2 separate regions of the Homo sapiens genome follow, and region 1 is linked to region 2. The links are chromatin loops, found by intact Hi-C in ENCODE. Cell type or tissue: B cell. All regions are shown on one strand. Each heading gives the region's core, and the rest is flanking DNA. Links, peaks and the distances in the headings are about the cores only. Region 1 overlaps CFAP299 (cilia and flagella associated protein 299). Region 2 overlaps CFAP299 (cilia and flagella associated protein 299).

Region 1 (11,422 bases), core at 4,061-8,060, 74 kb after region 2:
TATATGCACATTATATTTTACCTAATAAGTATGAACAGTAGTTATCAGAGATTCCTTGAGTGCAAATTTTATTATTCTCAAGGTAGTTGGGATGATTGGAAAAAAATACTATTAAATTACAAAATTTAAATTCATTTTTTTATGTTAAAGCCATTTACCATCATTACACATTCACTCATTTAACACATATCTATTAGATGCCTACTGAATAGCAGACATTGTGCTACATTCAGGGGACCCTTTTGGAAGCCCAGAGTTTACTTGAGGATGAAATTATCTAACAAATGCATAGCTTCCAAACGTTCATTTCTCTACTGAATAGTAACCAAAACTCTGGCATATTGCACAGATTCAAATGTTGACAGGAAGGAAATACATTAGAAAAACTGTGGGCTTGCATTTTAGACTGTCATTTGTATAAAATATGCTAGTATGAAGTAATATTCCTTTTACTTTAAGGAATATGGGCTGCAAAATATTTGAAGGACTGTGTTATACAGCAAACAAGTAAGAATGACCAGCCAGAAGTTTGCTGATGCTTGCTCTGACTGGACACAATTTTTACCACTACTTGTGGCTCACAGCTGCTGCCTAAAATGTTTCAGAATTGTTTAAGTATAACACTTAATATGGAAATTCCCTATATTAAGTAGGATATGCATATGCTTTATCAATCAAAGCACAATATTTCTGAGAGTAAAAGAGTGTTATGAGTTATTATACTGGGATAACTGACAAACTGGGGCTATCTAAGCCACAGGCATATGGTCTTGCTAATATCAGGGGACCTGAGCATATATAATTCTTCCATAAATTTTTCTTTTAATGGAAATTCTGCAAAGTTAAAATGTGAATTCAATTTGGGTTACAGTTAGAAATATTATTGATCTGCATTTTATTCTATGCTTTTAACTAAATTACTTTAAAAACATGTTATTATATAATTTATTTTAATCATTATCATTAATCATTTATGTGAAGAAAAAGAGGGAAAGAGAAATATAGAGAAAGAGAGATACTATAAAAATGCCAAATATGGGACTACATGTAATATATATAATTGAAGTTAATCTTGCAGAGGGAAGTACAAAGCATTGTTTTCCTCAATATTATTATCACTTAATCATCTCTTTTTTGACATCCAAAGATGCTTTTTGCACCACAGCTCTAACATAATTTCTCTGCAGCAAGATAAGTCCCCACAGCTGGTAAATAGAGCTGCGATTTGAACCCAGGCATTGTGAGTTCCTGAGGTTCATATGTAACTCCTTTCCTCATCGCCTCACTATGAAGTGGCTCTAGTTATCCTATTAGGCAGCTCACACCTATTATATAGCTTATTCGCCAAAAGCCCTGATGACCACATCTTCAGTTGAATCCAAAATATAAGTCCTTAGGCTACCATTTAGAGTGGTTTTCCATATGTGCTTCATAAGCATGTTGCGGCATGAGTTATTTTGTAAAAGTTAGGTGCAATTTTTCTTTTACAAGACACTCTTAGCATCGGATGCTTTGTCACCTTCTCCCACTTGCTTCAGCTTAGTGGGAATCTAGGTAATCAATCAAGGAGATGGTTAATGGGAAAAGTTGTGACTGTTTCTTCTACACACACACATGCACACACACACACACACACACACTATGTAATATGTGTGCCTGCCATCACTACCAACCTAAAATAAGTGAAATTGATTTTTTACTATTTCCTCTTCCAAGACTGAACTTAATAGGCATTTTAATCTGATTTCGCACAAATAAAAGTGTTAAAAAGTGCTGAAAGAGTTGAACGACTTAATTTAATTTTTCCTAGTTACTGAAAGCATTTAAGGCGGGGGCCAGGAGACCCTTGTTTAAAAAAACTTATAAAAGTTGATTAATAATTTCCAAAACTCAAGAATTTTTAAAAGTTAATTTTTGGGTCTCTAAGAATCTCTCAGTATTTCATATGAAATCTTACTCCTAGTGTAGTAATTTCTGCAATGATCCTAAGATAATTTACCATTAAGTTAATATAACTTTAAAGAGAAGAGGGCCTGTTATTTTATGCTTGGTTTGGCTATAGTTATTGGCCATATCATTAAAAGATAAAAAGATTCACTCTAGTCAACCTTTAGGTCATATGATGGCCCTGGGGTCAGTAGCTTTATAAAATGCCACTATATGGTTTGTTTGAAGATTCTGGCCTTTAATAACATTCAAGGAAAAGAAGCACATCTTAAGTGTGTGTAATGGTCAACTTCATTATCACATTCATGGCCATTACCTTCATTGTTAGTAACTACTGACTTACAAAAAATATTAAAGTGTCAGTCATATTCATTTAAGTGAAAAAATATGAAAAACTCATTTTGAATACTTCAATATGTCATAGTTATGTTAAACTGTGATTATACTTCCTAATATAAAAGATTAGCCAAATTAAAGTATGTAGTGATTTTCTGCATTTCAGTAAATTTCATTTATAAATCATTAAATATAGCTGGATTGTACTAAAAAATAAATTGTTAGATGCTATGTGCATCTCCTGTATTTAATGTCAATAATAACAGTTACCAACATCTATACAAAGCTGTCTGTGTGTCCCCATTCTCATCTTTTCATATATACTTAGTTCATCTTTGTAATTACTGCATGAACTAGGTAGGTACTTTTAATATAGATAAGGGGAGGCATAAAGAAATTAAACAGATTGTTCAAGATCATATACAGATAGGGAAGCAGCAGGACTTGAACCCAGATAGTACAACTTCAGCATTCATGCTCCTAATCACCGCATTATATTGCTTCTTCAGTAAATAGGAACATTAAAATTAGACCAAAGTATTAATAAAAACTCCTATTGGATCTGAATAAGTTTCTTCTCAGAGAAATACCAAATTCATTCTCACTAGATGGCTAAAAGAAGCCAGAGGTTGGCCAGTCATCAGTTACCCATCAGAATAAAGTACTGAATATCCATTTTTCTAAGTCAATGCCAACTATGTCAGGAGGCTGGGGGCCAATGACAGGTCATTCAGAGTTTTGGATCTAACATTGTACATACTACAAATGATAAATAGTTGGGGTGATGTTCACTTGCAAGTCTTGAATATGGCTTTTGTTTCCACAGGTTTATTATCAAATCATATTTACAGATTCTTGAATAACCTTCTTACTTGGAAAGGGCATATATTGGTGTTATTTTAAGATCCCTGTACTAACTCATGACTGGCTTACACAGGAGTACCTAGAAGCAGAGGCTGGGTCAGGGATTCAGGTACTTGTGTACTGTTGCGGGAATGCTCAGAGGTGGAAAAGCAGTCAGTGTTGGGGACAGGGTAGGTCAGAGGACGACGCAAGAAAGGATGTGAGCTCAGCTATAGTCTATTTCAGTCTGATCTCAAGAGAGACTATGAGGTGTTTTGGAACACATATGGCTCCACAGAGGTGTGCCATCTTGAGGCAAGGAATCCACTTTTTACTTCTGTAACACCACAATTCTCTGGAGAAGAGCACCTGTAGGACAGGAGCAGCCAGCACTCACAGCAGCTAGAAGATGGGTGAACTGACTGGTCAAAGAAATCTGGATGAGTACCAATAGCATCCACTAAATCCTTCTTGTAAAGAAGATAGACAGATGACAATTAACTTGTAGTGCAATTTGGTATCATCATTCAGATAAGCGAAACATATTTTTTAAAAAGCATAATAACAAAGAGGAGGAAAGAACAAATCCTATATGAGGCAACTGGAAAAGGCTTCCCATATCATTTTGAGGATTCAGTGCAAAATGGAAATGTCAGGTGCCATGTTCAAATTATTAAGAATTTCAAGATGGTGACAGAGCATTAAACCAAGTATGGAGCCCTCTTCCAAGGTTAGGACTCTGCAATGACACAGGTTGCTTGTCCATGAAGCTGATACTGATGGTGAAGAATCTGTGAACAGTGAAGAACCCACAGGATCTTGGAGGAGAAAAACTAAAAACTGCAATATGCAACCTGCCAGAAAAAAAAAAAAAATCTGGCAGCAGTGCAGAAGATGGCCAGGCAATCAGTTTTGTGATAAACTCATGGTGTTTTCTAGGCAAGTTAGATGTCTCATCACTCATGTCAATGAAGCAAAATGTTCAATCTTCAAAAAGTATGGCCACTTTCTGTTGTAGATTAGTTAAAATCTGTAATAGTCAATTCTGTGTGAAGAAATAATAATTATATTTCCCTAATGAATAGTTTTCTTCAAATTATTTATGATCTGATAAATCCTGTTTCTAGTTACTATGTTTCAGAAATAAGCAATTTTATAAGAGTACAATATAGAGTTTCAATATTCACACTCAGAGGTCAAGATTCAAGAACTGAGTAAAGAAAACTAAAATGAATGGATATGACAACATATTCTTGACTACATGCCACATTCACATGTGAAGATAACAAAAGATTCTGGTATTTACTTAGCTTTCACTTTGGGCCCACATCATTTAATAGCAAAATATATGTTAAAATTTTGTTTCCTCTGTAAGCAGAGAACAGCTTAATTCCACCTTCTATACTCAAGCTTGCTCTAAAATATTTCCTCATGAATCAAAGATTTAATAATATATTTTAGCATGCTGTAAGCTAATAAAAGACTGCCATGCTATTATTTTTATAAGGTGTTTAAAACTAAAATTAAGTAATTTTGCATATTAACAGTGTATGTTCAAATTCTGTATTTAACTTATAAGAGCTATAGTTAGGCATCTGTGTTCAACCACACTATATCCTGTGGTTTAAACTTCTCTCTGCCCCTTCATTAGTAACCAAGACCAGCATGGAAACATCTGGGGTCAGGAAGTTATCTCTAGGATTTACATTTAGGAAAGGCTAAACTTCTAAAGCTGATCTTCAGCTCTAGAAGTCTATAGTTCTGAGCCAAAAAAGTGTTCTCCATCATATCTCATATTGCTCTGTTGGCAGTCTGTCATTTGGCCCGTTCTGGTGTCTGGAGAGCTGTGTTCCACAATACACCTGAAAACATTGATCAGGCTGGGTGGTGTGGCTCATGCCTGCAATCCCAGCACTTTGAGAAGCCAAGTCAGGAGGATTGCTTGAGCCTAGGATTTCAAGACCAGTCTGGACATTATGGTGGGACCTGGTCTCTGCAAGAAATTTTAAAACAGCCAGGAGTGGTGGTGCACTCCTGGAGTCCCAGCTACTGGGGAGGCCAAGTTGAGAGAATCACTTAAGCCTGGAAGGTCAAGGCCGCAGTGAGCCATGATCACACCACTGCACTCCAGCCTGGGCAACAAATCAAGACTCTGCCTCAGTTTACCTTAGGTGATCAGTTTGGCTGATTACAGCTGAAAAAGTGAGGAGAATCTGAAAATAATAACAATTTAAAAGAGAGATAAGGCCATTAGGAGGATAATACAACTCAATGCTTCTTATAGCAAGTTTCTTTCTTATTTTAATACATTGGAGAGAAAACATACCAAAACACAAAAATTATTTATATGGGAGCAATCCATCCCACAGAGTTGGTTGTAAATTCGGGAAAAAAAGAGAAAACTATCTGTTTCCACCACATTATAGAAAATAATTCTGTATAGCACAATTTTATCATTGAACAGTATCATTTCACAACCCCTCTCCATGAAGCAATTTATTGCAGAGTGGTCAGTTTATTTAGACATTAAAATTTAAAAATCAAAAACATAGCAGATTTCGGAAGATAAGGAAATGAGTGAAAAAGAATTAAGTCCATACTAACTGCTTCTCCCTAGAGAAATAACACCTTTTCAGTAAAATCTAAATATAGGTTTTTCTTTTATTTTGCTTTTCTCCTAGGGTACAGTAGACATGACATACCTTTTAAGGTCTCAATTATGGATTATCCCTGTATAACAGCTAAGACCAATTTTAAAAATATATCAAGCTAGTATAATTAAAGTTATTTTGGGTCTGACTAATTACAGTGTATAGTATGAAGATAAAACTGTTATTGTGTCATCTGTCTTTACATAGGAATCAGTTATAATTTATTATTTTTAAGTGAAAGAAACAACATAAATCCCCAATGAGTGGAGCTTCTAGGACCCAAGCATCTCTCCCCAAGGTTCCTGAGCCTTGCCACTTGGCAGCTGTAGTGTATTCAGGGTGTAAGAGCATCAAACTGGGGGCTTGTGGAAAAGGAAAGCAGAAGTGAGATTGCTCAGATCCACGTGTTCTAGGTAGGAGATGTAATTAGACCACAGCAGTAGCTGTGAAAACAGGGAGCTGTCAATGGAGTTGGCATCTCTTTTTGAGGTGGAAGCAGCATGATTTGATGATAGATTAGATTTCAATTAAAATTGAATCTTCCAAAGACTTATAAAAGATCCAAGAAAGCAATGCTTCTAAACCTAGTCTTATAAAATTAATGTGACACTCCAAATGTATCACTTTGAAAAGTTGCCTCAACTCTTTCATATTATATTCTCTTATATCTTTATAAAGGCACCCAAATACACTAACAATAGTTTAAAATAAGTATTATCAGGACCTACCCTAGGAACAGATGGAGTAGTAAGACCATGTGACGCCCCCATAGAATGTTCTTATCACTACTGTCCAGGGCTTGTCACTCTGAAATGTCACTGTTACCAGTGCCTTCAGGCATCTCTGGCAATATGATGAATTGAGATTATATGGACAGCTCCCTTTCCCAACCACCCACCTGCAATCTCTTACATGCTTACTATAAGAAATAAGCCTCCATGAGAGTATGAGCAGCCATAAGAAACAGGAGAATCAGCATTTCTAGGGCTGTAAATAATAGAACAACTTGAAATTGGGTTTAAAATGATTAAGAAATTGCTTCCTTTAAACTTGAAGTAAATTCACTTCTCTATTAAAATGCAAACAACCCTGGAAAGTATAATACTTTATATCTAAAAATTTAAAATATTGTTAGATAGACTTTAGTTCATAGAACTGAATTAATGACCATGGACCGCATGATCAGCTTTTTTGTTTTCTTTATTCATATTATATTGAATCTCCATAAACTTAACTAACCTTACAACTAGAACACTGACAATAACTCACACCTATCTCTCTGTTATTCTCTTATCCCATTGCCATCAATTTGCTTTTCAGATCATTCAGAGTTGAAGTTTATGAGAGTGGGATAAAGAATTAGCTATCTGAGATTAGGAGCTGAGATGTTTTGAAGGATAATAAAGGAAAAATAGGAGCACAAAGACAAATTTTTTCTACTTCAGAATTCAGTTAAGGGCTTCTTGCATACTTTACATCAACATATCAGTCAACATATGGACAACTAATTAAAATGACAGAAAAATTAAAGTTTATTCCCCAAATTTTCTTTTTCTGAAAAATCATGAGTAGAAATTAAAGCAAGGTTGGTAGCACAAATTTCACTCAAAGCATTTCTTAGAAATAATAAACCACAGACTTTCATGTAGCTAGTCTAACTTCAATTAGATTCCCCCTGACAAATGCACTATCTCAACTAATTATAATCTTTGCATGCACGCAACTCCTACTGCTTCCAGTAATAACAACCATATGAATATAAAATATAAGATTTCCCACATCCAGCCATCTTTTTATATAGATATCTGTTTCAAATAGTCCTGGATTTACTATAACCAAAACTTTTTAAAATGAGAACCAATACTAAGATATACCTAACCAACATAACTCAGTCTGGAGATTTATGAGTGACCATGTTTTACATTTAAAGTTGGAAGTCATTAAAATATCATTTTTATCACTTACATCAAAATGTCATCTCCCACACTAATCCAGAAAAAAAGGGACAAAATAAGCACGTTCAAATTAATCTGGGAACATAAATTGCCAGTTATTATTTTTATATATATATTTATATATATTTACACGCACACACGTGTGTGTGTGTACACATTAGAAACAGAGTCTCTCTGTGTTGCCCAGACTACAGCGTAATTGCTATTTATAGCCATAATCATAGAGCACTGCAGCCTCCAGCTCCTGACCTCAAGAAATCCTCCTGCCTCGGCCACCCAAGTAGGTGGGTCTACAGGTGCACACCACTCCGCTCTGTTTAGCTAAGCATTTTTTATTAAGAACACAAAGGGAGGGCTCATGAGATTTCTTTATGAGGCAATTAAAAAAATTCTTCATTATATACTATATACATCAACCCTTTGCATAAAGTCTCTTCCAACATTTCCTATTAGAGAGGAGCTATTTTAAGTTCACACATACAACTATACAGGCTAGTTCTTTGGTGGGTACCTTTCCAGTATTGCTTAGTATTCAAGTGTCTTGCCTGAAAAAATACAGGGTGGTTGAACCTATTTTGATTGCTATTCATAACAATGTTTACATTTTATAGAAGAGCATCTATAATTTTCTACAATAGTCCTTTTTTCAGTTGTTATGTCAAAACAAATACAACTGGCATGAGAGAAGGGGATAAAATTTTATGCCATTGTCTTGTAATAATAAGACACCATTTCCTATATCAATTAGCACCTACACAAGTAAATTAATGGAAAAAAAGAACAGTACTTTAAAATGTACCAAGTTAGTTCCTTTTTCAGAAAAGAACTGGATTTAATTTTGGTCACTACACAAACAATTTAGTGTACAGTTCAATATTCCTTAAGGAGTATCAAGTAAATCAGTACCTAATCTATTGCTGCCCCAGAAGATTTGTAACACAGGTAAAGTGTATGTTCATCCCCCCTATTTTATATGTATCATTTATATATATATCAATATATAAGATTTCCCACATCCAGCCATCTTTTTATATAGATATCTGTTATATCTGTCATATATAGATATATACCAATATATAAATGATATATAAATGATTTATTGACATATAAATGATATATAAAATGATTTTATATATCAATATATAAATGATATATATAAAATGGGGGATGAACATATACTCTACCTGTTTTACAATTTATATCATTTATCAATTAATATATATATCATATATATGATACATATAAAATAGGGGGATGAATATATACTCTACCTGTTTTTATTAAATATATAAAATATATATAATATATTTTCCTTCCTCATCTTCCACTTCACTCTGGGTCCTCTTAGGCCTTGGTAACCACATGCTACCATCTTCTCAACCCATATACCCTTAACCTCACTACAAATGCCACATAATCGCTCACTTCTACAGTGTTTTTTTTAATCCCCCATTCTTGAAACCTGAGAAAACCCCAAATCCTAGAACCAAGATCTTAATAAACAAACTAAAATAGTATAACGTGTTGCCTCTCCAGTACTGCACACATTTTAAAAGGGAAGCTTCATTTTTTTTCTCCCGAGGAAATTTTTAAAAAGAATTCATTGCATTCTTTCAAAGGAAAATATATATATATATATATATATATATATATATATATATATATATGTGAGATTTTAAGCAAAATTTCAGTAAAAATTAAAAGTAAGTAAAGTACAGAAGTTAAAAAGAAGTAAACAATAAAATTGAAGAAAAATCCCAGGCAAGAAAGCCTCTTCACCACATGGCAGCTCTCTTATTTGTGTACTTTTAAGGCTTTCCATAGGTATGAGCACCAGCAAGCACCTCTCAGCCTTTCCTGGAGCCAGAATATATCCACACTGGCATCTTTCCCTCATGCTTACCAGGCTCTCTCTACCACCAACTTCATATCCACTTAGACATCTCCGCTCAGAACACTGGTCACTCCCTCAGGAAAGCCATTCATAACCTCCCAAACCAAGCCGATCTCCTCCCCATAATAAGCATGAGACATGCCATATACCACCCTTTTAAGCACTAGACACAGTTTGGATTATACATCTATTTGCTTGATTATTTAATTAAAGTACCATCCTATAAAATTCACAAAGGAATGAATCATGTTTCTTTGCTCATAAATTCATCTCTACCTCCTACAATTGTGTCTGGCACAGAATAGATGCTCAATAAATTACATGCTGGATAAATGAATGGTTTTGATGCATAATAGGAAATGCCACCCCATCAACTAACTAAAGACTGAACATTAATGTTTTGGCATCCCTTTTAACTCAATCTTACAAATATAAATTATTTCATTTACTTGGTGGCAAGCACAAAGGTGAGTAAGGTAACCTCTGCTCTCAAGGGGCTGATAGCCTGAAAATGGTGGAAGATATATAATTTAAAATGTGACTGCAACAACTGTTAATACAACTGACTGCTTAATATATATTAGCCACCGTTCTAGGCCTTTTGACCCTTACAACAACCCTATGATGGAGGTACTAGCATTAACTTGTACAGGATCACACAGGTTATATATGGAGGAATCAGGATTCTGATTCCAGTTGATCTGTGCCCGCAGCCATTATTCTTAGCATCAATACAACACTGCCTCTCCTGAGAATAAGAACATTATACAGCCTCATAAAAAGTTCTATGAAAATTCAGTATGTGGGAAACTTGCAAAAGAAAAACAATATTTTATTGGGCTTTGGATATTGGGTAAGAGATGCTCACCAGTAAAAAAATAGAGGAGGAAGACAATCCAGGCAAAGAGAATAGAAGACAACAAATCAGAGTCTTGAATATGCACTTATAATATATGTACCAAAATAGGTGCCAAACACCAGATCAGAGGGAGTGCTAAAAATCAGATAAAAATTAAATTAAGGCCAGGTGAAAGACTTTGAATCCTAGGTGAAAGTGTTTTAAGTTTATTTTTAGATGATGAGATAGCACTGAAAGATTTTAATCAAGTATTGGTTTTATTAGAATGATGTTTGACAAGTTCAGTTTAGGCAGACTGCAGGAACCTTGCTTGCTCTTCTGCCTCTCGATAACATTATTTCCACCACTGCCTTCAATTTCCACCTCAAGTATCAGCTCCTTAGGGAAGTCTTATCTAACCATGTCTCACCAACTTACTCAGACTCATCCTTTTAGTTTCTTATTTTCATAGTTCTCCTGGAGTTTTATTCTAACAGCTATCACAGCTTGCAATTATGTTCATGGGTAAACCAGAGTCCTGAGATAAGAAAGAGTTTGATTTCACATAAAATGGGAAGTTATCAATAGTTGAAGCCATAGTAATAAATGAGATAAACCAAGAATAACTTGTCAAGTGAAAGACAAAGAAGTGGACGAGAAATACCAGTAGAATACCATCACAGTGAGTTTAGGCAGAAGCAGATCCAGGGGAAATAGCCAAAAAAAGAATCCACGGAAGCAGACAGAAAACCAAGAAAGAGGTGTTCACATGGTAGGCAGGAGCTGTGATAATATCAAGGAGATATTGGTCTTAAGTGACAAATGCTATACAGAAATCAGATAAGAGGAAGAAAAAAACAGCAATAGATTTGTTTTTTTCCAGAATAACTCTTACTTACCATTTCTTATTTGCCTGTTTCTATCTAGAAAAGAGAAAAGAACCACCTGAGTAAAGGAA
Region 2 (11,422 bases), core at 3,458-7,457:
CAGAGCAAGGCACTGTCTCAGAAAAGAAAAGAAAAAAAACCACCTACCAAGTTTTAGGCTTAGATGTGCTTTACACATTATATAATTTTATTCTATAAATATCTCAGCAGTGTGAAAATTATTATCCCCATACTTTGGGTGGGGAAACTCAGGCTGTGTTGAGTTGAGAAATGTGTCTTCAGCTTGTGATAAGTAGAAAATCCAAGATTCAAACTCAGATAAGATGACTCCATAACCTTCGCTCTTTCCTGCACTTCTCACTGCCTCTGTATCAAATTTTTATCCAGGAAATAAGGAAATTAAAGATCTATCCAGCTATAGTTTTTCTGGTGAAATAAATGTTGATATACATTTTCCCCCAAACGTTGATGTAATTTATTTAAAATGAGGGTAAGATTGTGTGAGTCATATAATTTCCATAAGGGTTTATTAGTGGACAAGCATGAATTCTATTAAAAAAGAAATAAACATCTGTATAATACCTTCATTTTCTTTAAAGGGAACATTTTATAAAAGTTGGAAAATAGGAAGGAGGGAAAAGATCATGTCAGCACAATGTTATTGGTCATATACAACGCAATCTTATGTTTCATAGAGATTTCAACACAGGAAATGGGTATATTAGGAACCACCTAATTCATAGGTTTTCCTGACCCAGGTACAGTGGTTTCTTTGAATGACTCTGAAGGAAAAGCTGTAGGCAATGTTTTTTTACTAGCTTCAATAATGCATATTTCAAAGCCAAAACTAGTCATCCATGTGACTGTTTACATAGTCAACATTCAGTGGGAAAATAAGTGTCAATGGGTCTCACTTTTCCCACCCCGAACAGCATGTGACCTCTCATTATAATCTTCATGAGTCTTTGATTAGAAAGGAAATGTTTTATTTTTTTTCACTCAACAAATCAGGGATTCTTAGTTTACTACCATTTGAAAAATAATTATCTCCTCTCCCAGCTGCTTGTTCACTAGAAAGAATTACATAATCCTATTATATTAGAAGCACTATAGGGAGGACCCATGTTCTATACATCTTTGTTTTTGGCAAATAGTAAAGCGGTTTGCACAGACTATAAGTTAAAATGGACAGTCGTTCCTACAACACTAAAAAAATCTATAGTGTTTCTTTAAAAAATATTCTGATAGCTATAATATCTTACATTGATCAACAATCTTTACATCTCTAATAAAATCTATAAGCAACTGTTTGTCTCAAAGAACTGTTTCAACTATCTTTTCTAAAGAGAAATTCAAATCCAATCAATGTTTTCCTTAAAGACTAGCAGCAAAAGTATTGCATATTTTCTATATCTATTTTATTCACAATTATAGCTTTAGCAGTTATAACACTCCTTTATTATAAAATTTATTATATATTAAATAGTTGTCATGTATCATACAGTGTGACAAATATTTAATCTATATTTTCAATAATAAATATTAAGATGAGGTTACTCTTTTAATTCCCACCTTACAAAGAAGGAAATTGTGGCTTAGAAAATACAGTAATGTCCTTTTGAAATCCATAATACTTGGTAGGCAGTGAGTCTGGAACTTCAGTCTAGTTACTGTCTACCTCAAAAATCTGTTTTTTAATCACTGAACTATACTAAATCCTCTAAAGCCAGGATTATATGTCTTTCCATTATTAAAATTATTATCAGCTGCTCACTCTCCACTGAATCCTACAAATCACTATTTCTTACATAAAAACAAGCACATGGTTTCCAGATTTTATCTCCTAAGTAATCACTCAATCTATCTTTATCTTCCCATTCATTCTGTCATTTATTTATCCCAGGCTTCTATTATGCATCTATTATGTATTGCCTGAACTGTTACAATGGCCTCTCAGTTGACCTCCCTGTCTTATATATCATTCCCTATCTCTATGGAGACACACTTATCCCCATATACTGCTGCCAGTGTACTCTTAAGTTGCATGTCTGATCACATTAACCATTTGTATACATTATTTTAAGGACATTCATCACCTTCATCTCAGTAGCTCTGTCCACACTACTGAGCACAGCAACATAGCCCTTAGACCTGGCTGTTGCCCATCTCTTTGGCTTCATTGCCTCCTCTCCCACATTTATTTGAGAATTATTTACCAAGTAAAATTGACCAGGGTTGGTGACCAAATGGATGTGAGATCTGATAAGTGGAAAAGGAAAAAAATAACTTAGTAATAGAGCAAATGTTGAGCATTTGAGGGATAGCAATATGGAGGTAAACTTTGGAGTAGAGTTCAGATCTTTTTCTCCAGCTTCTTAACATCTGAACATATTCTTTTGTCAAAAACAAATCAAATTCAGTATGTTCAAAATCAAACACATGATCTCTGTGCCCTACTTCTGATCTTTTAGTACACTACATTTCAGAGTGGCAGTACCATCTATCTATCTCCAAAGACTACCCTCTTTCTTTCTATCCCTTCCTTAACTATATCCTATCACAGCATCCTGCCAAATTTGCCTTCTAAATAGCTCTCAAATCATTTCTCTTCATCTGATTTTGCAGTGCATCTGCTGGCATCCGCTTTATCCTTTCTATAATTTATTCCCTATACTAAAGGCACACTGATGTTTTCTGTCTGAAAATCTGATTATATCATCCTCTACCCACTTTCACACAATCAGAGATTTTTATGTTTTTCCTCCATAGCACCTGTCACATTGCATTTTGGCTTTATTTCTATACAAATAATGATTATTTGATTATTCATTTTCTGCCCCAAACAACTGTAAGCTCCATAAGCACTTGCCACCCATTGTATCCCAAGCAGTTAGTACGATGCCTCATATAGAGCCACTTATCACTACCTGTTTAACGACTAAGTGAAAAAACATAATTAATAGATGAAAAAAAATCTAGGTTTCTGTTTTTGTAGCAGGAAACAGAATCAGTAGGCTCATGGGTTTTGTTGATTCACTAAGGGAAAATGTGTATAGTAGAAGAGATACAGGTCAACTGGAGGTATAAGATGATCCGCCCAAGAAAGAGATTGAGTTAAAAAGTCAGAAGAAAGTAGAAAAACTATAAGATAACTATATCACAGACACCAAGGAAGGAAATAAAACAGGTTGATCTGCTCTGTAAATACCTCAGAGTAGTCTGGAAAGAAATTGGAAATTATTGTCTCAAAATAATCCATTTTACCTCTCTAATTTTTAACTAGTATTTTCTTCAATTACCACATCTTGACCTCTAACATTTTCCTTAGTCTCTATCACATACATGAAATACTCTTAAGATGTACATCTTCATTAAAGCATCCTCTGCAATTCTACCATTCCTATTGCAACATTTCTGGAGATTAAATTATGTCCTAGTCTTAGCCTCGTTTAAATATTTAATTTCTATAACTTTTCCATTGACATTTCTGAGAAAATGCATTCGTAATAGCTCATATATTCATTCAGACTTTTCTGCTGTGATTACTAAAGCTGTCCAAAGTCTAGTCTCTGCCCATATTTCCATCCTCACCCTTTTAAAACCTCTGTCAGCCTACTTCCTACAAGAAATTTTCCCTTATTTTAAGTCGGGGTTAATTCTATTCTATTAACTAAACATGGTATGATTTTTTTCTCTCTCTGAACTACATTGAGGGTTTTGCCTGCATGTGATATTTTCAGTGGACCTGATAGTGGGAAAAACTCCAAATTTTTTATTGAGAAAATATTGGTAGAATAGATCTCCTTATATACATATTTTTCTGTTGCTCTAAATTTTTTATCACACTATTTCTGATTATTTTTCTGTAAGTCAGTCACTTACTACAGTTTTAGCATGAATATTTGCCTTTTCTATTAAATTTGATTTGGAACATGTTAAGACTTACAAAGACTGTTATCACAAATATCATATTAACAAAGTGTGAAAGTAAATCTTTATTCCAAATAATATTCGCATTCTCTACATATTTGATATAGCACACATTTTAATAAAGTAAAAGTATATTCTCCTTGGATCATTCAAAATAATAATGATAACACAGTTCTTCTACTACGTGATTTGTATCCCATCTTCCAAGGTAGGACTAAAAGGCAGACTATGGTACTATATTCTAGAAGTCACATAAAATCAGGGGACAAAACTTAGGGTCAGTGGGTGATGCAACTTGGGAGAATGTAAGAAGAGGTTAAGTTTAAAAGAAGCAGGAGGGTTTACCCAGGTTAAAGAACCATTCTGCCATGCATAGGCATTTTCTCTGCAATGAATGTTTAGAATCCTTTTTCTTTTTAACTATTTGGCTACTTCTAGAGATGTAAATGATAATTTTTAACTTTCTATGTATATTCCTATAATATATAATTAATAAAGAGGAATCATATTTTATATCTTGTAAATTACTTTAAGAAAGATATTTAATGTTACATTTTTTAATATTAATTGTGCATTTAGTGTATACATTTTAAGCTGTTGGATGAAATGTACTTACACTCAGTTTTCCACTGCGATTGTCTTCTTCTCTCATTGCCAGGGCCGTCAGAAAATTATCTTGTAGGTCTTTACCAGCACTTGTTAGCGTCCTGTAAAAGGCAGATCTTCAGTTATAATATATTAGATAACAAATATGTTTCCAACACTCTGGAGCCAACAACAATGCTTCTTTAAGTGACAATTTCCTTGCAACATGAAAACCATATAAATAAAATCATGATCTACTAGATTCCTCAATTTAATTGTATATAGTAATAGAGTCTTTATTTATAAACACTTGGAATCAAGCCTTTAAATAATATATCCATATCAAGACTCATGGCAGATATAATTTCATTTACATGCCCATTTCGTTCTTTTTTAACATATCATGAAAAGTCAACATGTTCGTATGGCTCACTTCTCACAAAAATTTTAAATTGCCTATAACTTTAGTACAGTTTATTAATTTAAGGAAATTAAAATACTAGACACCTATGCTATGCAGTTACTGGAGTAGAGCATTAATTTTAGCTCTATGAGTAGAGATAATCAAGGCAGGAAACGAAACTAGGTTGACCTATCTTTGTCAGATGAAAGGAAGCATCAAGAATTCAAAAAATATCATTCTCTGGAAATATATTTTAAAAGAAATGTATCACAAAGATCTCAATCAAGCAAAACTGAACCACATAATAGTGAGTTCAAGAGTGATTTGTGAAATAATACTATTTTCTTTATTTAGCAATTTCTTACATATTCCACAAACTTTTTCATTATGTGTCTGCTATGAACCAGTAACTGTATCAGGGCACAATGATGCACAAGACATAGTTCCTGCTCTCAAGTTGACTATGGTCTCATAGAGGTAAACAGATACATAAACCAGATATATAAACATAATGTCATACCATGTGATAACTGGAATAACAGAGATATAGACCGAGTATCAGAGGAGTTCATAAAAGAAGTATCTTATTCAATGAAAAGTCACTTAATCTCAAATTTAAAACCAATTATTCTTGAACTTAATGTTAAAACTTGAGATAGTATTAATCAGTTTGTGGGGTGGAAGGAGAGAGTTATCAGTAAATACAAAGGAATAAAGAAATTCAAATGTAAAATTGCAAGGCAATCGGGTAATGGCAAAACAGAGAGTAAACACAAGAATTGAGAGAGAAACCAGGTAATATTAATAGAAGTTAACATTATAATAAACATATTGTTATAAATATTTAGTAAGTCCAGATAGTAGAGTCTGGTCTTAGAACTCATTCTTACAACCCCTTTCAGGGAAGGTTTGTGTGCTCATGCTACCAGAAAGCGTTGAACCAAAAGGGTCTAATGCAAGGAAGCAAGATAATCAAATCTGTGTTTTAGAAACAGTATTCAGCAACTTTGAAAAAGGTAGCCTGTAGGAGAGCAACACTGCAGGGATTAATTAAGGGACTATCACAAACCTTTAGAAAGAGATGATGAATATCTGATTTAAAGAAGTGATGGTAAGGATAGGAAGGAAATGATAGATTTGGGAAATATTTAAGAGATAAAATACACCTAGTGATTGCTTTTTGCAAAGAGTTAAGGAGCAATTACTACTAGGTTAAATCATTGCAACCTACTGTTTATGTTATTGATCTAGAAATGTAGCTCTTTAAATTGATCATAACTTGTCTGCTTTTGCTTTTCTGGCTTTATCTTCCTCAGCTTGTCATATATATATATATATATATATATATATATATATATCTCACTTAATATCTATATATATATCACTTAATAATAAAAAACCTAAATATACATGGAAAATAACTACTAATTAGTACCAAAGGAGAGAATCAGATATTTGAGAATTTCTTTAATTCACTGTTCTGTCCAAAAGTGAGTGTTCCATGTTACGATATGTACTATGTACTATTTTAATATTAAATGTTTAAAACAGAAAAGTAATTTTGTCAGTTGCTTGTTTAGAAAATCTACATATTTTCTACTGCTCACAGGATAAGCTTCTAATCACTTATCCAGCTTCTACCTAATTTCCTGCTTATGGTCTGTTTTAAAAACCACAGTCTGTTGGAAATTCTCTGTGAAATTTGAACAGAGAATTCATTTTACAAGTACATAAATCAACAGTGGTTAGGTTATACTGTAGTAACCAATGGCCCAAATCTCAGTGGTTTAAAATTGCAAGAGATTACTTCTCAATAATAATATGCATAAATAGCAGGTTTACTGCGGCTCTTCATCTTGGGGGACTGAGACACTGATGAAACATCTTCTATCTGAACCATCTTTTGTTATTGTGCAGAGGAAAAAGAGAACATAGCCACACATTGTCTCTTAGAGCTTCTGCTTAAAAGTAACACATATAACTTCTACTCATATTTTCTCAGCCAAAGCAAGTGCTATGGCCAACCTTGAAATCAATGGGGTGAGAAAATACAATCCTGTCTAGGAATTTTTAGTAAATATTTGTGAACAGTAGCTCAGACACTCATAGCTTCCTATAGCATAACCAACAAAGGTTGAGACTAGATTGCTCAGAAAATAAGAGCAGGAAAGAAAAGAATTTCTGAGCAAATTCTGATAGTACAGAAAATTTGTTAACTTGGTTCACTGTAGTGTAACCAAGTAAAGGCTCTTTTGAGAATTAAAATCACTAATCCTAGCTTCAAAACCAAACCTTCCCCTACATACCCACAGAGCATCCTAAAAATTACAGTTGAAGGAAGGAAGTGTCAATAGATTTAGTCTTCTGTGACAGTTGTAGACATCTATTGCTTTTGCCTCCTAATATTGTTTCTTCCTTTTTATTGGCAACACAACCCTAACTTTCACTTGGGCAACAGTCTTTTCCACGCTCTTTGCCTTAGTAGAATCAAGGTACCCAATTACTTAGAACTCCCACCTCCCAAACCTCAGCTAATGAATACACCTCAAGCTTTGTCAATGTCATTTCACCTCATGAGAATGTAAATCTTTAACAGAGACACAAGAATGAAAGGTAGCTGAGTTATAGTGGCTACCCTTACTTCCTACTACAGTCTTATTCAACTTTGTCTTTGAATCTATGATAATCAGTGCTCTTCCAATTCCCTTTTTGATTTTGTTCATTAGAATTGGTTTCTGTTGCTCACAATAAAAACCTGTAATTGATACAATGACTATACAGTTAGGGTACTACAGAATTCCTAAGAGTTTCCACAAAATATGTCTACTTCCTACTCCCACTACCTTCCCAAGCATAGCTTATTTTGCTGTAAATTTTTAGAGCTTTACAGATAAAGTCCAATTTGATCATCAGCCCTGATCCCACAGCACAAAAGGTAATGATCACATCAGTTTTGCCTGTAGCCTTCAAGGTTTTTTAAATTATATATAGATATATGTCTACAATGTATCTATATATTTGTGTACTGATTAAAATATATATAGTATCATGTGGTCAGTTTTTCATTTTATTATATATTTTGCAACTTACTGTTTTATTGCTGTTGTTATAACTATTCCTGGAAGTGGATCTTTATGAAAGTTCCAAAGAAAATCAAAATTATCCCTGATCTATCAGATACAAAATGCCAGAAAAATAGATTTTTAGGCATCATTCACTAGTAAGGATGGGACTCTTAATATTTTGCTAAGCGTGACTCTCTTGCTAATGGCCGAGGTTTTCAGCAGATATCTGGGCTGGACAAGAAAATAAGGTAATAGGCAATAGAATTCTTACTGTCCCTGGACACTTAACTATGGCAGACACTGTTCCCCCTTCTTCCGTAACAATGAAAGCCCCTGTTTTCACTTGGGCATGTAGCAGCCTGGAATAAAGACCACATTTCTTAGTCTCTTTGCAGCTAGTTATGTTCATGTCACTAACTTTTGCACATTAAGAGCCAAGTGAAAATGATTTGCGCCTTCTAAGGCGTGTATTTAAAGTAGGGAAGGGTACTTTTTTTCTTGTAGCTAGAATGCAATATAATGACTGAAACTCCAACTGCCATCTTGGCCATAAGTTGGAGGCCACTATTATGGAGAAACAAAGAGAGGAGCAGGGTCCCTGATATTTCAGAATACCAACACAGCCTTGAGTGACACCAGCTGAACTTCTTGAATATGAGACTGAAAAGAATTTATATTTGCTTTCAGCCACTGTCATTTTGGGGTTTTCTGTTACTTTTTTACCCACCTAATCCAAAAAGATACTTGACCATTTGAAATTTGTTCACTTTTCTGGAAAAAGATGCTCTTGTGCGATTGGCTTGGTGATCAAATTGGAATTTAACCTTAGGTGAAATATTCTAAGAATTTCCCAGGAGACTGTATTACTTACATAACTAAAATGAATTTTCTAAGACAGTCATAGGTTAAGTCTATTAAATAATAGCACAAGATAATAAAAATTAAACTAAAATATAAGATGGAATATCAATCTTTAATTCCTACTCATTTATCAACTGTTTAGTCCAAACAACCACATTTTTCTGAACCTTGATTTCATGCTGTGCTAAATATATCTAGGCCCAATAGCAGATGTAAAACTTGTGGTCTAAAGCAATCATACTGTATCATTAACCAGCAAACATCATTAATATATAATTAGTCCAAGAAAATGACTATTATCCTGAAATATCCTAAGTTCATACTGTTCTTCTTTTATTATTATGCAAGTCTCGCATACATAGACTTACATCATTTCTTATAAACTCAATGAGGAAGATAAAAGTATTATATAAATTTGGGACAGAGAGGATAAGGATCTTTGGCTCCAAAGCTATCCGAAGCAGAGAAAAAAATGTTACATAATAATCCTTCTTATATTGTGCGACAGCTGAGAACCTGAAACTTCTTAGCAAGAGGAAATATTGGAAAAGAATGAAAGTTAATGCAGAGTGTGAGGTAAGGAATTCTTAAATCTTTAACATGCATTACTCTTATTTAACTAGGTTTATTTAACAGTCAGTGACCTAAGAAACCTTGCTTAAATAAATATTACAAAAGCAGTTACTTCCTCAAGAAGTGAAGTAGGTCTGTTTCAAAATCTTAGTGTTATAAGTTCTACAAAGGCAAATACTCCATCTTTATTGTTCATACTCCACTGCACTTTCAAAATGTGGTAAAAGTTATATGGATGAGTTAAATTTTACCAACCATGATTAATCAATAGCTAAAGCTATTTATATAATCCTACTTGAATGATTATAAACATATTATTAATCTTCAACAATTAGGTTACTGGTTTTATGATTTAAGTATGTTGTCTGTATATCATTATCACATAAACTGACATTATTAGCTTAACACTCAAAACGAATGAATAACAAAAGGAAAATAATTGGAAAACTGTTAAAGTAGAAACTTATTTTCAAGAGTTACTTTTTAAGAGTTTATTTTTTAAATAAATTCTTTCACTACATATTTGTGATATCAATTATTTTTTGGATTTTTAATGTATAACTGGAAGTGTTCTAACAAACAAAGTTTGATTAATCATTAAGATGTTTTCTAGGTCGGGCGTGATGGCTCATGCCTGTAATCCCAGCATTTTGCGAGGCCGAGGTGTGCAGATCACAAGGTCAATAGATGGAGACCATCCTGGCCAACATGCTGAAACCCTGTCTCTACTAAAAATACAAAAATTAGCTGGCGGTGGTGGCATGCACCTATAGTCCCAGGTACTCTGGAGGCTGAGGCAGGAGAATCGCTTGAACCTGGGAGGCAGAGGTTGCAGTGAACCAAGATCATACCACTGCACTCCAGCCTGGCAACAGAGCGAGACTCCGTCTCAAAAAAAAAAAAAAAAAAAAAAAATGTTTTCTAATAAGCAGTTTCTTAATAATCCCTAATTCAAATCTGGGATTAAATGTATTCTAACAGCAATACTTTTTAGCTATCGGGCACTGACTTTGTACTAGTCCCTATGCTAGACATTTTGCAAACAATTTTAATTATTTTCAAATAAACTCTAATAGGAAGTATATTTATAACTTCATTATAATCAGTTGGTATTCAGTTTTATTCTAGATTCACTAATTCTCAGGCTTTATTTCACTATAATGAAGGCTCACAATATATCAAAGCAGCATATCATAAACACTACATCATAATATTTTTACATTGTGAAAACAATGAGAATTCACTGGGGAGAAGGAACATAAATCAGTAGGGGTGTAGGAGAGTAGGAGGAGTGAGGTATGCAGACTTTATCTGGGGGTTCCCCTGGGAGTAATCAGAGTCGGCTGGTCTTGCAGTCTCTAAGGAAAGCTAATCAGCTATTATTGTCATTCCAGTCTAGACTGAAGTTCCATCAACTGTTCTGTTCAAAGGTAGATTTAATTTTTTTAAGCCAAAGAACTCCAATCTAGCCTATATTTCACATTTAGAGAATTTACATTCAACTCTTTCACACTTGTTTGAATATATAATGCAACCTCTCTGTGCCTTAGTTCCTTAAAATGTGTTGTATACTTAGTTTGGAAAAAATTAATGAAGAGCAAAGTGAAAAACAGTAGTTGAGTAAAAGTGTATTATACAAAATCTATAATGTTATCTTCTTAAAAAACAAACAAACACATCTATGAAAACATAGCTTACAGAAACAGTTCTATTTCCCACGGATAAATTTACTGACAGAACCATTTGTATATATTTATATTTGCATGGTCCCAAATAATTTAAATTCTATTTTTTAGAGGCCAAAATGGAAAATTATTTGCAAATTGATGAGAAAATATAATTTTATTTACCATAATATATAAACTCATTTGAGAGTTAAATATGGAAGATATGTTTTTACTGTATTTTGATATGGGGCACCTATTGCTCTATCAGACAGAGATAATATTTTTGTACATTTCCCAGAAAACATGACATTTTTCTGTTTTATCCTTTATATAAATTAGGAGAAAATAATTCTACCTTTCCACAGATAAAATTATTTATAATTCTTGAATGACCAGTGGGTCAATGAAGAAACTAAGAAAGAGATTTTATATATATAT

What was found. Hi-C counts contacts between places; a loop is a spot of excess contacts. Peaks named below come from ENCODE experiments on the same cell type or tissue, not always from the same donor. Only the 100,000 strongest peaks of a DNase experiment are listed, where the experiment ranks them.
Region 1: a loop joins it to region 2, with 2.6 times the contacts of the local background. A loop is called at or near these places in 1 of 110 quality-filtered maps.

The regions. Positions count from the first base shown.
Region 1 is chr4:80,502,440-80,513,861 of GRCh38, reverse strand. The region is part of intron 2 of CFAP299 (cilia and flagella associated protein 299); the gene reads right to left. Among named protein-coding and RNA genes, the nearest start is that of CFAP299, 170 kb to the right of the region's middle. In B cell, for the core only: no CTCF peak of the experiment used is centred there; a DNase peak (open chromatin) is centred at 6,161.
Region 2 is chr4:80,576,208-80,587,629 of GRCh38, reverse strand. It overlaps CFAP299 (cilia and flagella associated protein 299), which reads right to left. Exons shown (of 6, transcript NM_152770.3): 3 at 4,447-4,537. Among named protein-coding and RNA genes, the nearest start is that of CFAP299, 250 kb to the right of the region's middle. In B cell, for the core only: no CTCF peak of the experiment used is centred there; no DNase peak of the experiment used is centred there.